Regions from separate parts of the Homo sapiens genome. Here all the other regions are linked to region 3. Evidence: chromatin loops called from intact Hi-C (ENCODE). Cell type or tissue: mammary epithelial cell. All regions are shown on one strand. Region 1 has its middle 13 kb from the start of TRIM24. Region 2 overlaps CREB3L2 (cAMP responsive element binding protein 3 like 2). Region 3 holds the start of LOC107986749 (a long non-coding RNA gene). Region 4 overlaps KIAA1549.

Region 1 (5,000 bases), 280 kb before region 3:
CCAAAAGGCAAGAAATTTCCAGTGGGGGAAATTGAGCCTCACCCAAAAGGCAAGATATTTCCAGTGCAGAAAATTGAGCCTCACCCAAAAGGCAAGAAATTTCCAGTAAGGGAAATCGAACCTTGAACCTTACCCCCAAACCATCAAGATGGGAAATACCCTAAGCAAGACAGGAAGCAAGGGGGATAAAGATGATAACAAAGATATCCCCACCGGATAGCCCCCTAGGTCTCATGCTAAAACACTGGAAGGATAATGAAAGGACTAAACGTAGGAAAAAGCAACAAATGATAAAATATTGCTGTTTTATTTGGACTCAGGGACCCATCCTCAAACCCTCAATCTTCTGGCCAAAGTTTGGGTCAAATGAGGATGTAATGTGTCAGCTGTTAATACAATATGTTAATGATAAAAGTCCAATGTCTCCAGAAGAACTAGGCTATGCCCTTTGTTGGAGGCAAGGACCTGCGCTCCTTTTCCCCTTAAAAACAAATAGGGAAGAACCCAATCTGGCACCTCAAAATGAAAAGTCAGAGGAGCCAACTCTCATGCCTGAAGACTCCAGCACATGGGATCCCCTAGACTATCTTTCCCCGTTCAGTGTCCCCAGTCTTTCCCCTCAGACAGCCACTGCCGCCTCAGATCCCGTTCCAAATCCTCACTCTACTCACGTTATCCTTCCTCCTTACAACTCTGACTCTTGGAAATTACCGTCCCACCAGCCTATTTCCTCCCAACTTAAATACCCCTCTCTAAAAGGACTTCAGCATGAGATAGAACAATGTAAAAAAGATATTCAGAATTTCCCATTTCCCTCTGTACCTAAGAGGTTGGCCCCAACCTTCTTCCCTTTGAAAGAGGTACCACAAGGAGTAGGGGGCCATTGGCTTTGTAAATGCTCCCTTAACCAGTTCAGAAAGTCGGAATTTTAAAAAGGAGCTTAAACTGCTACTAGATGACCCCTTATGGAGTGGCAGACCAAATTGACCAATTCTTAGGCCTCAGTTATACACTTGGGTCCAGTTAATGTCCATCATGGGCATCCTCTTTTCAGGGGAAGAAAGGAGTATGATTTGTAGGGCTGCTATGGTAATTTAGGAACGTGAGCACCCTCCCAGTGAAAACGTTCCTACAACGGACCAGAAATTCAGCACCTGAGACCCCCGGTGGGACAATAACAATGCAGATCACCGGGAAAATATGCAGGACCTAAGGGAGATGATAATAAAAGGAATTTGGGAATCAGTACCCCGAACCCAAAATCTTTCTAAAGCATTTGATATACAACTGGAAAAGGATGAAGGGCCTATGAGATTCCTAGACAGACTGAAGGAGCAAACGAGGCAGTATGCAGGCCTCAATTTGGATGATCCCCTTGGGCAAGGAATGTTGAAACTCCAATTTGTCACTAAAATTTGGCCAGACATTTCAAAAAAGTTACAAAAGATAGACAATTGGGAAGACCGTCCCCTAAGTGAGCTTCTTGGGGAAGCTCAGAAATTATACATGAAAAGGGACAAAGAAAAACAGAAACAAAAGACAAAACTTATGTTTTCCACCTTCCAACAGATGGCTCCAAACCCAGGTACTTCTAGACAAAGTTTCCAGGGAGCCAGAAACTATAAAGAGTCTGAACCCTCTTTTAAATGACCCCAGCCTCCATCTGGAGGACCAAGGTCCTCGTCTACCATGCCCCCTAAATAGTATGGGGGAGCAGGGTTAAAGAATCCCAGAACTAAGAGGGAGGAAGGACAAGATAGGTGCTACAGATGTGGAAGAACAGGCCACTTCAAGAGAGGATGTCCTGAACTAAGAAAGGAGAAAGAAGCCCTTCCACTCATGACTTTCGAGGAAGAATAGGGGGGTCAGGGGCTCTGTCTCTTTTATCTTGAGTCTCACCAGGAGCCCTTGATACATTTGGAGGTGGGGCCTAAACATGAGCTTATCACCTTTTTAGTCGATTCAGGGGCTGTTCGCTCCTCTGTTTGTTTCCCCCATCTAATCTTGTCTCCTCCTCAGAGGAACTTTTAGTCTCCAGGGTAAAAGGGGAAGGATTTAGAGCAAAAATTTTAGAAAGCACAGAAATTAGATACGAGGATTGCTCAGCTCATATTCAGTTCTTGTTAATCCCTGAAGCAGGAACTAATTTAATGTTAAGTTGGCCATAAGTCTACAAGTCAGCCCAAGAGGATTCCTCACCTCATTAAACCTACTCACCACCGCAGATGAAAAATATGTTAATCCAAATGTCTGGTCCAAAGACAGAAACTGAGGGAAACTCCAAGTGCCTCTAACCCACATCAAGCTAAAAACCCCGGGAGTAGTAAAAAGGAAGCAATACCCTATTCCTCTAGAAGGTAGGATAGGGTTGAAACCTATAATCAAAGGCCTCATTAAGGATGGGCTTCTCGAGCCCTGTATGTCACCTTATAACACCCCAATGCTGCCAGTCAAGAAATCAGGTGGGTCATACTGGCTAGTACAGGACCTTAGAGCTATCAACCAAATAGTCCAGACTACCCACCCTATTGTCCCCAATACTTTCACCATTCTTAGCAAGATTGCATATAATCATCAATGGTTTGCTGTAATAGATTTGAAGGATGCTTTTTGGGCATGTGCCCTGGCTGAAGATAGCCGAGATATATTTGCTTTTGAGTGGGAGGATCCCCACTCAGGGCGGAAACAACAATATCGATGGACAATCTTGCCCCAAGGGTTCACAGACTCCCCTAATCTTTTTGGCCAAATTTTAGAACAAGTACTAGAAAGAATTGTCATCCCAGAACAAATATGCCTTCTTCAGTATGTGGACGACATTCTTATATCTGGTGAAGATATAGAGAAGGTAACTGACTTCTCTACACATATTCCTAAACATCTGCAGTTTGAAGGGCTACAGTCTCAAAAAGAAAGCTTCAGTATGTAGAGCCTGAAGTTAAATATTTAGGCCACTTAATAAGTGCAGGCAAGTGAAGAATACGGCCCGAACGAATCGAGGGAATCGTGTACCAACCCTTGCCTCAAACTAAACAAGAACTCAGGAAATGTTTAGGGTTAGTCAGATACTGTCATTTATGGATTGACTCATACGCACTACACAGTAAACTGTTATATCAAAAACTTGCCCAGGAGAAGCCTAACCATCTCCTGTGGACTTCTGAGGAAGTTGATCAAGTCGAGAAGCTGAAGGAAAGGCTCATAACTGCCCCTGTTTTAGCTTTACCCTCCCTAGAAAAGCCATTTCACCTTTTTGTTAATGTGGACAGTGGGGTAGCTTTAGGAGTACTGACTCAAGAACACAGAGGCCATCGGCAGCCCGTAGCCTTCCTATCAAAGATCGTAGACCCAGTCACTCGTGGATGGCCCCAATGCATCCAGTCCATCGTGGCTACGGCAATACTAGTCGAGGAAAGCAGAAAGTTAACCTTTGGAGAAAATTGACAGTAAGCACGCCTCACGAAATTAGAACTATCTTAAACCATAGAGCAGGGGGATGGCTTACTGACTCGAGAATCTTAAAGTATGAGGCCATTCTGTTAGAAAAGGATGATTTAACATTGACCACTGATAATTCACTCCACCCAGCAGGTTTCCTAACAAGGAATTCAAATATAAGGAGGGAACACACATGTTTAGATTTAATTGATTACCATACAAAGGTTCGACCAGACCTAGGAGAAACCCCCTTCCAGACTGGATGGTACTTATTCATACATGGTTCTTCCCAGGTGATTGAGGAAAAAAGACATAATGTGTATTCAATGATTGTTGGAGAAACTCTTGCAGAAATAGAGTCAGGAAAATTGCCCAACAGTTGGTCTGCTCAAAAGTATGAGCTGTTTGCACCCAGCCAAGCCTTAAAGCACTTGCAGCACCAGGAAGGAACCATCTATAGTGATTCTAGATATGCCTTTGGAGTGGCCCATACGTTTGGGAAAATTTGGACTGAACGAGGTCTCATTCATAGTAAAGGTCAAGACCTTGTTCACAAGGAGCTGATCACCCAACTATTGAATAATCTTCCGTTGCCAGAAGAAATAGCTATTGTCCATGTTCCCGGACACCAGAAAAGCCTTTGTTTTGAAAGTCGAGGAAATAACCTAGAAGATCAGGTAGCCAAGCAGGCTGCTGTGTCTTCTGAAATGCGTATTTTTCACTTAACTCCCTGCCTCCCTCCTCCTACCATAATCCCCATTTTCTCTTCTGCTGAAAAAGAAAAACTAATAAAAATAGGCGCTAAAGAGAATTCAGAAGGAAAATGGATACTGCAAGACCAGAGAGCAGTTCTCAGAGTTTATGATTGCATAGGAATTTATACTCTGGCCAAACAGGTTACAGATAGTTGCTTAGTATTTAAGAAAACTAATTAACATACTATAAAAATATTACCTCTCGGGGGAAGGAATCCAGGCTTAAGGCCATTCCAAAGTATCCAAGTTGATTACACAGAAATGCCTCCAATAGATCATCTAAAATATTTACTAGTGATAGTAGACCACCCCACTCACTGGGTCGAAGCTATCCCCTTTCAAATGCAACAGCCAATAATGTAGTTAGGGCCCTAATTGAAAATATAGTACCCAGGTTTGGACTAATAGAAAATATTGACTCAGACAGTGGAACTCATTTCACTGCACACATTATTAAAAAGCTATCCCAAACATTAGACATTAGATGGGAACACCATACTCCCTGGCACACCCCCTCATCAGGGAGAGTAGAAAGGATGAATCAGACTCTAAAGAACCACTTAACCAAATTAGTCTTAGAGACTCGATTGCCATGGAACAAGTGTCTTCCTATTGCCCTGCTGAGAATTCAAACTGCACCACGGAAAGATATTGGTCTTTCTCCTTATGAGACGCTCTATGGATTACCTTATTTGCACTCCACTGCTGATATACCTACCTTTGAAACAGAAGATCAATTCCTTACAAATTATATAGTTGGTCTATCTTCTATTTTCTCTTATCTTAAAACTAAAGGTCTATTAGCAC
Region 2 (5,000 bases), 260 kb after region 3:
CAGTTGTGCTGAGATGCTCAGCATGGCCAAACTCCACCCACCCACTCCTGCTACACACACACGCATGCACACGTGCTACTCTTGCACATATACAAACACATATGCACACATGCTCTCATGTTCACATCCACAATACACATATGTACACACTCTCATATGCACATACATGTACACATACATGCATATTCTTTACTTTTCCTAAATGATACAGGATTGAAGAAGAAGCTGATCATGACAAGGACTATGACTAGGGGGTTAAAAAAGAGGCTTGGAGGAGAATAAGATCAACAAGCCTGATTCTCCTGAAAATGACATCAAAATTTAGAGGTGACCAAGGAGGCACTGGCCACTTCATTATAATCTAATTTTAGTAGCAAATGATACTTATTAGTTTAAAAAAAGAGAAAATCATTGGTATTTTTTTTTTCTTTTTTTTGAGACGGAGTCTTGCTCTGTCGCCCAGGCTGGAATGCAGTGGCATGATATCGGCTCACTGCAAGCTCTGCCTCCCGGGTTCAAGTGATTCTCCTGCCTCAGCCTCCTGAGCAGCTGGGACTACAGGCACGCGCCACCACGTCCGGCTAATTTTTGTATTTTTTTTTTTTTTAGTAGAGATGGGGTTTCACCATGTTGGCCAGGATGGTCTCAATCTCCTGACCTCATGATCCGCCCCCACCTTGGCCTCCCAAAATGCTGGAATTACAGGTCTGAGCCACTGCTCCGGCTGCAAATCATTGTTTTTTAAATTAGTTTTTTAAAATTAGCTAGTTTATTAATTGCATTTCAAACCCATTTTACAAAAATTGTAACGGTACCAAGTTGATAAATTCCTCTAGCACTTGCTGTGCCCAGTGCTATTTTAAGCACTTTACAGCTATGAACTCATTTAGCCCTATGAGATGCCATTATTATCATCCTCACTATATAGAGGAGGTAACTGAAACTCGGAAAGTCTAGGTGATTTGTCCAAGGTCACACAGTAACCGCTAAAGCTGCATTTGAACCCAGGCAGTCTGGCTCTGGAGCCTGGATGTGGGAGGAGTATATGGAGGTTTATGCCTGGCTCATATGCAAGAGAAAGGGGTGAAAGTGCAGGGTTAAGAAACTGGCTTTTGGGGAGTTTCATCCAGAATGTATGTGTTCATGTGCACACATGATACATACCTGTGCTGTGACAATTATTTCTTAGAGACTCCTGTCACCCTGAGTGTTAGAGATCCAACAAATTAAGCAGAGAAAAATGGACTTACTGGGTAAACAAAAATTTAATCAGATTAAGGGTCAGTGTTAATGCCCAGTAACAATTGTGCAAATATTAAGGGATCAGTTTAAATCTCTTTGCATGTTATTTGATAATAACAAATGAATTTAATTCCCGTTTCCTGATGCTTCATGGTTTGTTGCTCAAAAAGCCAGCTAATATAGACATAAGCTAAAACTACCGCCAGTGGGATCCCCCTGAAATTTTCTCTGCATTTCTGGGAATGTGTGCTCAGATAGCAGTCAGGGGCAGTTCACCCCAAGTGCTCTGTAAGACAGACTGCCCAAAGGGAGGAAGTGCCACCAACTTAGTGTGGCATTACCTTGATCTCATGAGGCAAGGGAGCTGGTTTCACTGCTTGCCTTTGGCCGTTAGTCTGCTGGGGCTTCCTCTGTTTTTATCTCCACTTCCTCTCCCTGGGGGGATTGCCTGAGGCGGCTCTGTTTCTCTGGATCCTGCTCCCCGAGCCAGCATATGTATGCATGTTTTTAGCATCCTGAGCCGATAGGCGTTCCCGGCACCCATCCTGGCACTTGCTTCCGCAGCAGCCCCATGTTCATGGGTGGGTGGGACAAATCCTGGCCAAGAATTGGCGAAAAGGGGAAGAGCAAAGACCTCCTTGGAGTTTGTGTTCAGGTTTCGTCCTCTACAGGCTCCGTGTCAGGCCTTCCCTGGGCCACATGGGGGCAGCAGAGGCACAGCAGGGATGTGCTGGGGCGAAGTCCGGGTGTGTGAGGGAGAAGGACCGACCCCACTACCTTGCCTGGGAAGTCTCTCCTCTCCTCTGCAGGTGGACTGTGCTGCGTGTTCCTTCCTTCCTTCCTTCCTTCCTTCCTTCCTTCCTTCCTTCCTTCCTTCCTTCCTTCCTTCCTTCCTTCCTTCTCTTTCCTTTTTCTTCCTTTTCTTTCTTTCTCTTTCTTTTTCTTTCTTTCTTTTTTCTTCCTTTCTTCCTTCCCTTCCTTCCTTTCCCCTTCTCCTTCCTTTCTCCCTCCTTCCTTCCTTCCTTCCTTCCTTCCTTTCCTTCTTTCCTTTGTTCCTCCCTCCCTCCCTCCCTCCTTCCACATTTTTATTTTTGTTTGCTTGTTTGAATCAGATATCCAAATAAGGTCCATGTGTTCAAACTGTTTGATATGTCCATTACATATCTTTTTGTCTGTAAGTTCTCTTGCATGTCTTTGCTGTTATTTAGTAAAGGCCGAGTCAGTTGTCCTGTAGAGTCTTCCTGGTCTTAGTTTACCTGTAATGTCCTTGTGGTGTCCGTTAGCACAGTCCTTCGTCCACTACAGACTCTACTTTGTTTGGTTTTGGTTTTTGGTAAGAATTCTTCATAGGTTCCACTACATGCCTCCATCAGAAGGAACATAAAAATTGGTTATTCGGTTCTCCACAATGTATACTTATTGGCTAGAGAGATCAATACATTAGGGGTTTGAAAGTAGCCTTATAGAATTCTATCATTTCTCCTCCAGTTATTAGCAGAATATTTTTCTAAAGCAAGACTCTTCATCGTTAATGAACATGGGTACACAAGTAACCATGAGATGCTGATTTCATTGTCTTTGGGTATATACCAGCAGAGGGATTGCTGGGTTATATGCTAGTTCTATTTTTAATATTTTGAGGAACCTCTACACTGTTTTTCATAATGGTTTTACTAATTTACATTCCCACTAACAGTGTGGAAGGGTTCCCTTTTCTCCACACCATTGCCAACACTTTTCGCGCCTTGTCTTTTTTATAATGATAGTACTAACAGATGTGAAGTGATATCATGTAGGGTTTTGATTTACGTTTCTCTGATGACTAGTGTCAGTGAGCACCTATTCATATACCAGTTGACCATTTTTATGTTTTCTTTAGAGACATGTCTATTCAGATTCTTTGCCCATTTTTTAAAATTGGTTGTTTTTGATATTGAGTTGTATGAGTTCCTCATATGTTTTTAATATTAACCCCTCATGATGGTTTATATGGTTTGCAAACATTTTCTCCCAATCCGTGGGCTGCCTTTTCATTTTGTTAATTTTTGTTGTTGTTGTGCAGAAGCTTTTTAGTTTGATATAGTTTTACTTGTTTATCATACGTTTCGACTTAAGGAAGATGCATACATAATATGTGCTCCTTGTAAAAATAATTTAGGAAAAAAAAAGAATCCTTTCACTCAGAGGTATCTTTATGTTTTGGAATATCTTATGTGTATGTATTTATATTGTACATACTTCTTTGTTAAGAACTATTTCCACATAACAAAACACTGGACATATTCTCATACATTTCTACAGGATCTTTGACTCACCATTAAAAATAATCTACCTTGATCAGGCGCAGTGGCTCATGACTGTAATCCTAGCACTTTGGGAGGCCGAGGCAGGTGGGTCACCTGTTGGTCAGAGATCACCTGACCAACATGGTGAAACCCCATCTCTACTAAAAATACACAAATTATCTGGGCGTAGTGGCAGACACCTGTAATCCCAGCTACTCGAGAGGCTGAGGCAGGAGAATCGCTTGAACCTAGGAGGCAGAGGCTGCAGTGAGCCGAGATTGTGCCATTGCACTCCAGCCTGGGCGACAGAGCGAGACTCTGTCTCAAATAATAATAATAATAATCTACTTCATGCTATTGGGATCTGAGCCTTCCCTGACAGTCTGCTGTTACTGAATGTGACCAGGGCTAGCTTAGCCACCTGTTAAAGCAGGGAAAGTTTTTTGTTTATGTGTTTTGTTGTCAGCATTATTAAGGCATAATTGACAAAATTGCATATTTTTACAGTATACAATGTAACGATTTGATGTATGCATATATTATGAAATGATTATCACAATCAGGCTGATTAACACATCCATCACTCCACATAATTACCTTTTTTTTCTTTTTCTTTTTGGTGCCAATGCTTAGCACACTTCTAGTATATAATATGGCATTTTTAATTACAGTCACCATGCTGTACAGTAGATCCTCAGAATGTATTTACCTTATAACTGAAAGTTTGTATTCTTTGACCAGTTCTCCCACTTCCAGTGCCCAGTGACCACCTTTCTATTCTCTTGTTTCTGTGAGTTTGACTTAAATTTTTCTTTAGATGTAAGTGATACCATACAGTATTTGTCTTTGTCTGGCTTATTTTACTTACAAAGCAGAACAAGTTTGTCGATGTTCCTCTTCCCCTTGGCCTCCTTCCCTGTACTCTGTGCCTTCCCTTGAGTCTCAGGAGCGCAGTGGCTCTGTGTGTCTTCTTCTCCCATTTCTTCTCCCTCTTCAAGACTCACCTCTCCTCGTGGATAACGCTTTTATGGTAGTAATGGCTGGCAATGGATTCATCTGTGATCTTCCCACAGATAATTGTAGCGGGGACCTCCTAAGATCATAATATTTAAGACCTGGCGCGGTGGCTCACACCTGTAATCCCAGTATTTTGGGAGGCCGTGGCTGGTGAATCACCTGAGGTTGGGAGTTCGAGACCAGCCTGATCAACATGGAGAAACCCCATATCTACTAAAAATACAAAATTAGCTGGGCGTGGTGGCGTGTGCCTGTAATCCCAGCTACTCAGGAGGCTGAGGCGGGAGAATCACTTGAACCTGGGAGACGGAGGTTACGGTGAGCCGAGATCACGCCATTGCACTCTAACCTGGGCAACAAGAGGAAAACTCCATCTCAAAACAAACAAACAAAACCAGTAGCTTTTAATGTATTTTGGCTTGAGAGGGAAATAGATAAAAGCAGGGCTGCTTCGCT
Region 3 (5,000 bases):
TCATGCAAATGAGATGCCCAGCTCTAACTGGTTTCTTATAAAAGCCTTTGCATTCAACTGTAAAAATGGCAACCCTCTTTTGGGCCCCTTTCTGTGGTGGAGAACTTTCTTCTTTTGCTTATTAAACTTCCACTCCAACCTCACCCTTGGTGATCATGTTCCTTAATTGTCATGGTTGTGAGACCGAGAACTCAGGGTGATACCTCAAACGAGAGACTGCTACATTGCGGTGCGTTGGTGAGACTGTAACATAATGTTAATAAACTGGGGAGAACTTAGGAAGCCGTTTGTTCAAACTCTTCTCTTTGTCCTTGTATCTTCAGAAATGAGGATGTTGCTATCTTCTGGGTATAGGGAGGGCACCTCTCACATGAGGGTCATAAGACCTACTTGAGGGGATGGTCAGGAAATCCTTCCTAGGTTTTATGATCTGTTTCAGGGGAGTAGAGCATTGTGGGGGAGGTAGTGAGCGTGACCTTCCTGCTTCTGCTGTCTTCTCAAATGCCAAGTTTTCACATTTTGGGGTAGCATGTCCTGAATTCCTTCAACATGAAACCCAGAGTTAGAAAAAGAAAAGATTGAGCAACTTAATTAGATAAAAGCAAAATATTAAGCAATGACAAAAGATATCATTAAAAATGTTGTTAAAAGGGAAAAAAAAAGAGGAAAAAAAAGAAAACAAACAAAATGTTGTTAAAAAGCCACAGTTTGGCTGGGTGCAGTGGCTTGCACCTGTAATCCCAGCGCTTTGAGAAGCCAAGCAGGAGGATCTCTTCAGTCCAGGAGCTCAAGACCAGCCTGGGCAACACAGTGAGACACCTGTCTCTACAACCCCCCCATCCCACTTCCCAATGCACACAAACAACAATTTGGCAGAAAATATTTGCAATGTGTAAGAAAAAATCAGAAAATACTTACACTTGAGCTAATTAATTGATGACAGAGATGATGGTTCTTAATCATTGAGAACCTCATTGAGGGTTTGTCATCTATCTCAGTATCATAATTTTTCTCACACATAATGACATAATTTGAACATGTTTTCATATTATTAAGTATGTTTCTAGAACCATAATTCTTAATAGTCCCACAGAAATTCACTATGCTGAGTGTGGTGTTGAATGCTGGGGTCACCACAGTGGAGCAGCCCTGGAGGAGAATGAGCAGGGTGCTTTCATCAGTGACCCTCCTCTATCCTTTCCAGTCAGTGACACAGGCTCTTGTCAATCAACGGTGGACAATCATTTATAAAGTGTCCCAAATGATTAACTTGCATGGGTTACCTGTGTCTGCTGTTCCAGAACTGATTCAATTTCTTCAAATCCTTTTCTCCTCCTCCTCCTCCTTCTCTGCTTCCTCCTCCTCCTTCTCCTCTTCCTCCTCCTCCTCCTCTTCTTTCCCTTTTTTAAGCTAAAGATGGAAAAGAGAGGCAGGAGGAAAACATGTGGTAGTACGAAACCAGTAAATGTGTGAAAACTCCATGACTAATATTCTCAAATTATAAGCAGCTTTCTCAATGAATATATATCTATCAGTATCTATATCTATATATAGATAAAGATATAAAATTCCTCGTATTAATAGATATTTTTATAAAATAACCAGAAACTGGGTTTGACTGGAAGTTAAATGTAATACTTCCTTTCTGATACCCTTAAATAATACTTTAATTCACAGGGAATATCAAATGAAAACTGTTTTAATAGTAGTTTCTTATTTATAGATTTTGAAAAAGTTTTTTTCCTGTTAGAGCAAGCATATTGCAATTTATTTAACAATTAAATGAATTAAAATATTTTGTTTGAGAAGTTCATGATTTCAAATGATTCTAATAAAATGCTAAATGTTTTACATTTGTAACATAAGTGAAAAGCAATGAAATTGCTATAGGAAAATTAAAACACATTCTAAAATACAATGTTTCAATGTTTTCATAAGTTTATGACCTAGTAATAAGTTCTGATTAAGAAGTAGAAAGCCCTTAAATGTGGAAAGAGGAAAAAAAATCCATTCAAAGCCTCACAGTTTTTAATATTCATTGTATGTTTTCAGTCATTTTTCCAAGCAGAAGTTCTTCCCTTTCATCCTTCATTATTATTATGTTACATATACAATGTGAATTTTTCATTTTTCATGTGACATAATATAATGGGTTTTTAACAGAATTGTCATTCTATGAGAAGGATCTTTCATCTAAAGAATGCACATTTATGATATAGTCCCTGTAACAGCAAGCAAAAACACCAGGCTTAAATAGATGTGTTTATAAATGAGTCCCGCTTCAAGTCCAAAGCCTTTTTGGAATTTAGGGAAGTTTGGATAACATTACTCATTTTAGCTTTCTTCCCAGTAGCAAAGAAAATGGCTTTTGGCAGCTGGGTGTGTGATATAATGCCAATCACCAGGGGCAATGCCTGATGATTAACTTAGAAAATCTTATTACTTTTGACTGATAAAAATGGAAATGGCTAGTTTCCAATTTATAAATATTTGGTTTATTATTGCATGGCAGACACAAAACAAATTTTGTGAGAAGGTACTATTTATGTCAACTACATCCTCCCAATAGGTTGGTGAACAGATGTCTTCTGTCTATAGATCAGTGATATTTCTAGCAGACATCCCTTAGAGTACAGGCAAATCTCAGGGTCATTGTACCTACAACCAATTCAAGCACTGAGCTGGGCACTCATATTTGTTCTTAACCTTGGTCAGGAGAGGACTCACTCACTCCATCATTCATTTCCCTTCAGTGAAGTCTAGCCTCCCTAGAGAAAGCCTGCTGTGAAAGGTGTGGCCCTCTCAAGTATCAGTTTGCAGATGACTTTATGTTGACACAATAAATAATGCACAGAAAATAAAATGAATGCTACTGACCTGAAGTATTTATCTATCTCTGGCACCTGAATTCCCTGCCCAGAAGTAGGAACCCTGACTGTATGAAGAATGAACAGCACACAGCACCACCATTTCAAAGCAAAACCCCCAGCGTGCACAGAACACTGCTTTGGATAAAAGATGGCAGCTGCAGAGCTGGAAGGGTAGCTGGTTGCCATGGTAACCGAGGCTCTGATTCAGCCACCATATGCCACCTGGTGTTCTCAGCCTGAAAAAGCAGGTCTGGGTGTCCTAGATTGGCGATAGAGCTATGGCCATAGCTCTTTCGAATCAGTACTGGGTTTGAATGTGCAGAAATGTTTGCATTGTTTTATTCATCTATAGAAGATTTTGGGGCTGACACCCTCATTACTTAAGGTAGAGGTTCATCTGGGGAAAGGAAAGAGAAATACTTTTAAAACAATCATTCTAATTCTTCCATGGAAACACTGCTATATGGATATTCATTTTCAAAGATCCATCTTTTGTTCTCTTTTGTTCTCTTTTTGTTCTCTTTTCAGGGCAAATTTGTTATCCAAATCTGATAGGATTTCCAAATCCTATATGATATCCAAATCATATAATATTGCAACAGCAACTAACTCAAAATGCTGGGCACGATGATTGCAGAACATGATATATCAATTATCAGCCATCTCTGATCTTTAGAACATTTTGTCTTCTTCTAAAAGTGCTGTATGGCAAATAACAGTGGTATGACCTTATGTTAACGTTGAATTGTGTCCAATTTTTTGCTTATATATAAATAATATGTAAATTTATATATATTTAAATATGTATATATGACATTCTATAAAATTGCTAAATGGAAAGAAATCTGTTATAAATTTGTAATAATAAGGTAGAGATTGAACACCCATTTGAGACTCCTTGAGAGTATTCCACAGTGAATGGGTAGTTGTTACACAGTAGTGACTAAATATACAATATGCTATGTTACGATAATATAAGAATTTTGGCCTTTATTGTATGTTTTGTGAACTTCATGTTTGATTTTTATATTTATGATAAAAATATCAACTAGTGTTGGATATTGCTGGTGATTCAACTTTGAGATAAACATTTCAGGTTATCCTTTTCTCCAATTTCTACAGCTATTAAAAAGCTGATTACTGATTTTTTTTTTTTTTTTTTTTGAGACGGAGCCGCACTCTGTTGCCAGGCTGGAGTGCAGTGGTATGATCTCAGCTCACTGCAACCTCCACCTCCCGGGTTGAAGCGATTCTCCTGCTTCAGCCTCCCAAGTAGCTGGGACTACAGGCGTGCGCCACCACACCCAACTAATTTTTGTATTTTTAGTAGAGACAGGGTTTCACCATGTTGGCCAGGATGGTCTCGATCTCTCACCTGGTGTTCCGCCCATCTCAGCCTCCCAAAGTGCTGGGATTACAGGCGTGAACCACCGCGCCCGGCCTGATTACTGATTTTATATTAATAATCTGAGCTTGCAAAATTGTTATTTTGATGTCATTTTTACCACTGCTGGGGAAACAATTATCAACGTAGTAAATAAAATGGTTTTAAATATAAGAATAAAATAGCTTTTACTCTTTACAACTGTTCCTGAATATTGTCAGAATTTTTTAGTACTGTGCAATTAAAAAAAGAAAAAAAGAAAAAATTCGCCAGGCATGGTGGCATGCACTTGTAGTCCCAGCTACTTGGGGCCCAAAGTGAGAGGGTTACTTGAGCCCAGGAAGTCAAGGCTGCAGTAAGCTGAGATCGTGCCACTGCACTCCAGCCTGGGTGACAGAACAAGACTGTCTCTAAAAAATAAAAGGTTAGAAAAAAAAAAAAAAAAAGGCGAGGTGTGGTGACTCACACCCATAATCCCAGCACTTTGAGAGGCCAACGTGGGCTGATCACCTGAGGTCAGAAGTTTGAGACCAGCCTGGCCAACATGGTGAAACCCCATCGCTACTAATAATACAAAACTTAGCTGGGTGTGGTGGTGGGTGCCTGTAATCCCAGCTACTCGGGAGTCTGAGGCAGGAGACTCGCTTGAACCTGAGAGGCGGAGGTTGCAGTGAGCCGAGATCACACCATCGCACTCCAGCCTGGGTGACAAGAGCAAAACTCCATCTCAAAAAAATAAAATAAAT
Region 4 (5,000 bases), 700 kb before region 3:
CACGCCTATAATTCCAGCACTTTGGGAGGCCAAGGCAGGCGGATCACGAGGTCAGGAGTTAGAAGTTCAACACCAGCCTGGCCAATATGGTGAAACCCCGTCTCTACTAAAGATACAAAAATTAATTGGGCGTGGTGGCAGGCGCCTGTAATCCCAGCTACTCAGGAGGCTGAGGCAGGAGAATTGTTTCAACCTGGGAAGTGGAGGTTGCAGTGAGCCGAGATCACGCCATTGCACTCCACCCTGGGCGACGGTATGAGACTACATCTCAAAAAAAGAATAATAAAATAAAAAAGACCTAGTTCTAGCCCCATGGGACTAATAGCTCCCACTGACTTCTTTTCTGAATGTCATGATTACAAATGGCTTTATATCATTCTGTGTTGCTTCATGTGGGTTAATAGGTCTGTTTAGGTATGCTCTGAGCTTCCTTAGAGCAGAGACTGTCTCGTACATGGCGTTTATATCCTATGGGGTGTTTCCAGGGGTAGCACATCCTAGGTACTCAGGGTACTTAGTGTTTAGTTGGTAAGTCAGTGGCAAAAAGGGTGATTTCCTACGAAGATAATTTCTCTTTTTCCTGGCAGCTCACGGATAAAACGTTCTCCCAAGCCTCGCCGGAAACACCAGGTCAACGGCTGTCCTGCCGACGCTGAGAAGGACCGGCTCATCACCACAGACAGCGATGGCACCTACAGGAGGCCCCCCGGCGTCCACAACTCAGCCTACATCGGATGCCCAGTGCGTGCCACCGACTCCAGTTTCTGGAACTCGGGTGGGGCGGCTCCTAGAAAGATGCGCTGAAAGGGGAGGAGAAGCAGCAGCACTGGCTGCCGCCCTGTGTGGTATCAGTGCCTGATGCCTGATGGCTGATGCACCAGGGCCCTCTAGGTCATGAAGTGGGTGGGGTGGGGTGCCACCCCTTCTGAGGGGAGACTTGAGTGCTGTCAGCCAGGGTGCTGCCGAGTGCCACCTCTGGAAACACACTCCGTGTTTTTCCTCTCTATACGTAAGCCCCGTTCTCTCAGACTTCACAGTGGGACTTTTTTCGAGGTTAACTGGAAAACAGAGAGAGAGAGAAATATCCTCAAGGTTTTTTTCCTTCTCCCTAGTCAGAGGGTTATTTGGTTTTGTTGTTTATTTTTATTATTTTTTTTTTTTGGGACAGGGTCTTACTCTGTTGCCCAGGCTGGAGTGCAGTGGTGTGATCCAGGCTCACTGTAGCCTCAGCCTCCTGGGCTCAAGTAATTTTCCCACCTCAGTCTGCTGAGTAGCTAGGACCATAGGCATATGCCACCATGCCCAGCTAATTTTAAAAATTTTTGTAGAGATGGGGTCTCAGCATGTTGCCCAGGCTGGTCTCAAACTCCTGACCTCAAGTGATCCTCCCGCCTTGGCCTCCCACAGTGCTAGGATTACAGGTATGAGGGCATGACCCTGTGATCAAGAGTCTCATACTCTACTGACTGAGCTAGCCTGGCTGGGTTTCCTAATGAGAGGAGGGATATTTAGGGTTTTATTTCCCTGTACTGTCCTTGGAGTGCTAAGAAGATAGCGTATTTGCTTATATATATTTTGCTTTTATGGGAGAAAGAGGTTAATGGAAATTAAGAAATAATGAGTGGTGGCTCAGACCTGTAATGCCAGCACTTTGGGAGGCTGAGGTGGATGGATCGCTTGAGCCCAGGTGTTGGAGACCAGCCTGGGCAATATAGCGAAACCCCGTCTCTCCAAAAAATACAGAAATTAGCCAGGCGTGGTGGTGCATGCCTGTAATCCCAGCTACTTGGGAGGCTGAGGTGGGAGAATCGCTTCAGCCCAGGAGGTCGAGGCTGCAGTGAGCTTTGATCGCACCACTGCACTCCAGCCTGGGTGACAGAGCAAAACCCTGTCTCTAAATAAATAAATAAGGGATTATTTTTTTCCAAAGTAAAAGAGGTCCAGACAGATTTGCTTGAAGTGTTAAAGGCAGTTATTGATAGCGTAAGATGCATACACACAGACTGCATTGAGTAGGGGAGAGAGAACCAGCCTCACTTAACCCATGAGAAATACAGACACAAAGATACCCGAAGACAGAGAGGGCGAGCCAGGTGCCGCTAACTCCGGCAGCACTGGGAAACACAGGGCGTCCTAAACTCCATACCAGGAGAGCCCTGCCTTGCTGCAGCAGGCCCCTTTCACCTCCTGGAGGCACTCACAGAGCCAGCCTGGTTTAGAGACACGTTAGCAAAAAGCACAGCCTTTGAGAAGGGATTTGCGATGGATGTGATCGCTTTAGATAGACCTTATGCAACCAGCCATTTCTTAGTTGAGGTTTGTATTTTTCTCCTAAATTATATAAATAACAAGCACTTAAATAGGCTAAATATAATTACACAAATGTGCAAACATTATACTGGGATGGGGCCTAAATACAACTGAATTATGATCATCTGAAAGAATGAGACTTTTCCTTAGGAACTTACGGTATTTCTAGGGTCTTAAAGACCGACCTTCTTGATCTACTCATGGGGATCAGTGCGATTTCAGAGTTAGGCTGTCTGTAAATGAAACTACTGTCTTCCTCAGTACGAGGAATTGAGTAGTTCCTGTTACTTTCTAAATGTGGTGCATGGCTGCTCTTACAGTAGGTGGTGCTCTTGTGCTGTGTTGGGTTCTGGGGGTATTTGGGCATCTGTGGGGTTTGGCTTGATCTGGGGAGGGCTCCCCAGGGTTGTCACCCGGAGCTTTTGTAAACTGTGCCAAGTGGAGACTTGCTGTGGTGTGAAACAGATAGAAGGGGCAGCATCCCTTCTTGTCCCTTCACTTCTCCAGCCAACCTGGGCTCCTCTCTCAAAGGAATTTGTGGGGAACCCTCTCAGTCCCCCTCTCTTTGATTTTTTTAAATGATTGAGTTTTGTATGGGGAGGAACCTGTCTTCTCCTGGCTGTCTTCATTTGCCTGCTTCAGTGACTCTAGATCAGCCTTCTTTTGCGGTAGCTTTGCAGCATCGTTTTCTTCCTTTTTTCCTTAGCAGAGAGTGCAGGGATTCCTCCTCCTGTGGGTGCAGAGCAGCCTCTTCCTGGAAGACACCACCCCAGAGGCTGCTTGCCTTCAGTGGCTCCTTTTTTAAAAGATTGCCCCAAAATAAAAATCTTCCTCAGATTTTGAATTCTGAAACACTTTAAAAGATAATGCCTGTCTCAGAACTCATCTTTTCTTAGGTAGTTTATCTTTTTTTCCCTCAACTTGTATTTTAGAATCAGTGGTACATGTACAGGGTTTTTTTTTTTCATCTTCAAGCCTATACTAGGGAAGTACTATGTGTTTTTGAATTACCTTGAATTTTCCACTTTCCCCTCAAAAATATCTTCTCCTTGAGCGGTGTGTTCTCCTAAGGCCAAGAGAAATATTCCTTGGTTCCTTGTAATAAGGGTGACCATTATAATTCAGGCCTTGGTAGAAATCCAGCCAGCTGCTTGTTCTTGTAAGTAACTTTTTTTTTTTGAGACACTCCAGCTCTGTTGCCCAGGCTGGAGTGCAGTGGTGCAATCACGGCTCACTGCAGCTTCAACCTCCCCAAGCTCAGGTGATCCTCCCACCTAAGCCTCCCAAGTAGCTGGGATTACAGGCACATGCCACCTTGCCTGGCTAATTTTTGTATTTTTAGTAGAGATGGGCTTTCACCTTGTTGCCTAGGCTGGTCTCAGACTCCTGGGCTCAGCGATCCTCCTGCCTTGGCCTCCCACATTTCTGGGATTATAGACATGAGCCACCAAACCTGGCCTAAATAGAGTTTTATTGCAACACAACCGCACCCATTTGTTGGCTTGATATCAATGACTGTTTTTGCTGCAAGGCAGAGTTGAGTGGTTGTGACAGACTATATGACTCATAAAACCTAAAGTCTTTACTGTCTGGCCCTTTACAGAAAAAGTTTGATGTAATTTGTCATCCAATCCAGACACTTTTGGAAGTGTAAGGGGGTGTTCTATTAATAATGACCGTGGGACAACAGGCATAAACTGAGGTTGTCCTGGACAACCAGGCTGTCTGGTCACCCTCTTGCAACACCCACAAAGGACTGCTAAATAGGCACCAAAATCCGTAAACAGTGAAAAGATGTACATTTATTTCTGAAGACTGATAAACTGTATCTGAACACATCTATGTGTGAAACATCTATAGTCTAAATATAGATGGTAGAATATAGGAAATTGAGTAAATCCTCTTCTTGGCCTGCAAGTTCTGATAGTCTCGCCTGCAAAATGAGGAGAAAACAAGAAGGTGAAGGACAGGAAGAGGAAGTGTCCTGGCCCAGGAGCTCCTGGCCTTCTGGCAGGATTCACGGGGGCCATTGGGAATCCAAGGGGACTGTCCTTCCCATCTGCAGATCATCTCTCTCGGTATAGAAGTTTAGCCTTCTCTGAAATTCTGGCCACTGAGAATGAGATTGGCAGTGGTTATAGCCGCTGGGGACTCTGCTCAAATGTCTGAGATCGTTTCCCACAGTGGAATCTCAGTTTGTGCCTGCAGTTTTTTGTGTCACCACACTACTTGCTTCCTTGCAGTAGAGTCACATACGCAGCCACCGGAATCACCGCCAGGAACATCGCTTCTGTTTCTGGAGAAACCCTTTTACCAGTGGGCTGTTCTTCCAGACACACCCTCCCTTCTTTCCACCCGTGAGCTCTAGGTTGGTGGTACACTGCCGACCAGGCTTCCTCATCTGCTCCTCAAGAAAATCAAGAATTGGAGAAGGGCATGACTGTGGACCTTTATCCACCTCACAAGGAAAGGAGCACAGGTTCCTTCCAAGGTGACATCATCAACTAGAGGCCACCTTGGGGCCCCAGATTCTCAATTAGGATTCCTCAGTGACAAATCTCATTTAGTAGAACCTCCAGTGGGATGTTGCAGTTGGGAGAAATGGACTCATAAGCCCAAGAGTGTCATGTGCAAGAGAGGGAGGTCGCCAGTGGGGACTGCCGTGGAGAGAAGAGCACCTACCCCATCCC

What was found. Peaks named below come from ENCODE experiments on the same cell type or tissue, not always from the same donor. Only the 100,000 strongest peaks of a DNase experiment are listed, where the experiment ranks them.
Region 1: a loop joins it to region 3, with 5 times the contacts of the local background. A loop is called at or near these places in 7 of 110 quality-filtered maps.
Region 2: it touches region 3 in a loop (9-fold over the local background); 13 of 110 quality-filtered maps call a loop at or near these places.
Region 4: it touches region 3 in a loop (7-fold over the local background); 11 of 110 quality-filtered maps call a loop at or near these places.

What each region holds. Positions count from the first base shown.
Region 1 is chr7:138,444,429-138,449,428 of GRCh38, reverse strand. No RefSeq gene overlaps it. Among named protein-coding and RNA genes, the nearest start is that of TRIM24, 13 kb to the left of the region's middle. In mammary epithelial cell, no CTCF peak of the experiment used is centred here; no DNase peak of the experiment used is centred here.
Region 2 is chr7:137,896,240-137,901,239 of GRCh38, reverse strand. All of the region lies in intron 8 of CREB3L2 (cAMP responsive element binding protein 3 like 2), which reads left to right. Among named protein-coding and RNA genes, the nearest start is that of DGKI, 52 kb to the right of the region's middle. RefSeq lists enhancers at 1,152-1,868, 1,800-1,869. In mammary epithelial cell, a CTCF peak has its summit at 1,946 (motif pointing right); no DNase peak of the experiment used is centred here; H3K4me3 peaks cover 174 bases.
Region 3 is chr7:138,159,786-138,164,785 of GRCh38, reverse strand. LOC107986749 (a long non-coding RNA gene) reads right to left here and starts at 3,013. Exons shown (of 3, transcript XR_001745033.3): 1 at 2,878-3,013; 2 at 1,284-1,410; 3 at 1-542. RefSeq lists an enhancer at 1-971. In mammary epithelial cell, a CTCF peak has its summit at 3,095; a DNase peak (open chromatin) is centred at 3,065.
Region 4 is chr7:138,863,716-138,868,715 of GRCh38, reverse strand. KIAA1549 reads left to right here. Exons shown (of 20, transcript NM_001164665.2): 15 at 588-741. Among named protein-coding and RNA genes, the nearest start is that of ATP6V0A4, 68 kb to the right of the region's middle. In mammary epithelial cell, a CTCF peak has its summit at 2,639 (motif pointing right); a DNase peak (open chromatin) is centred at 3,825.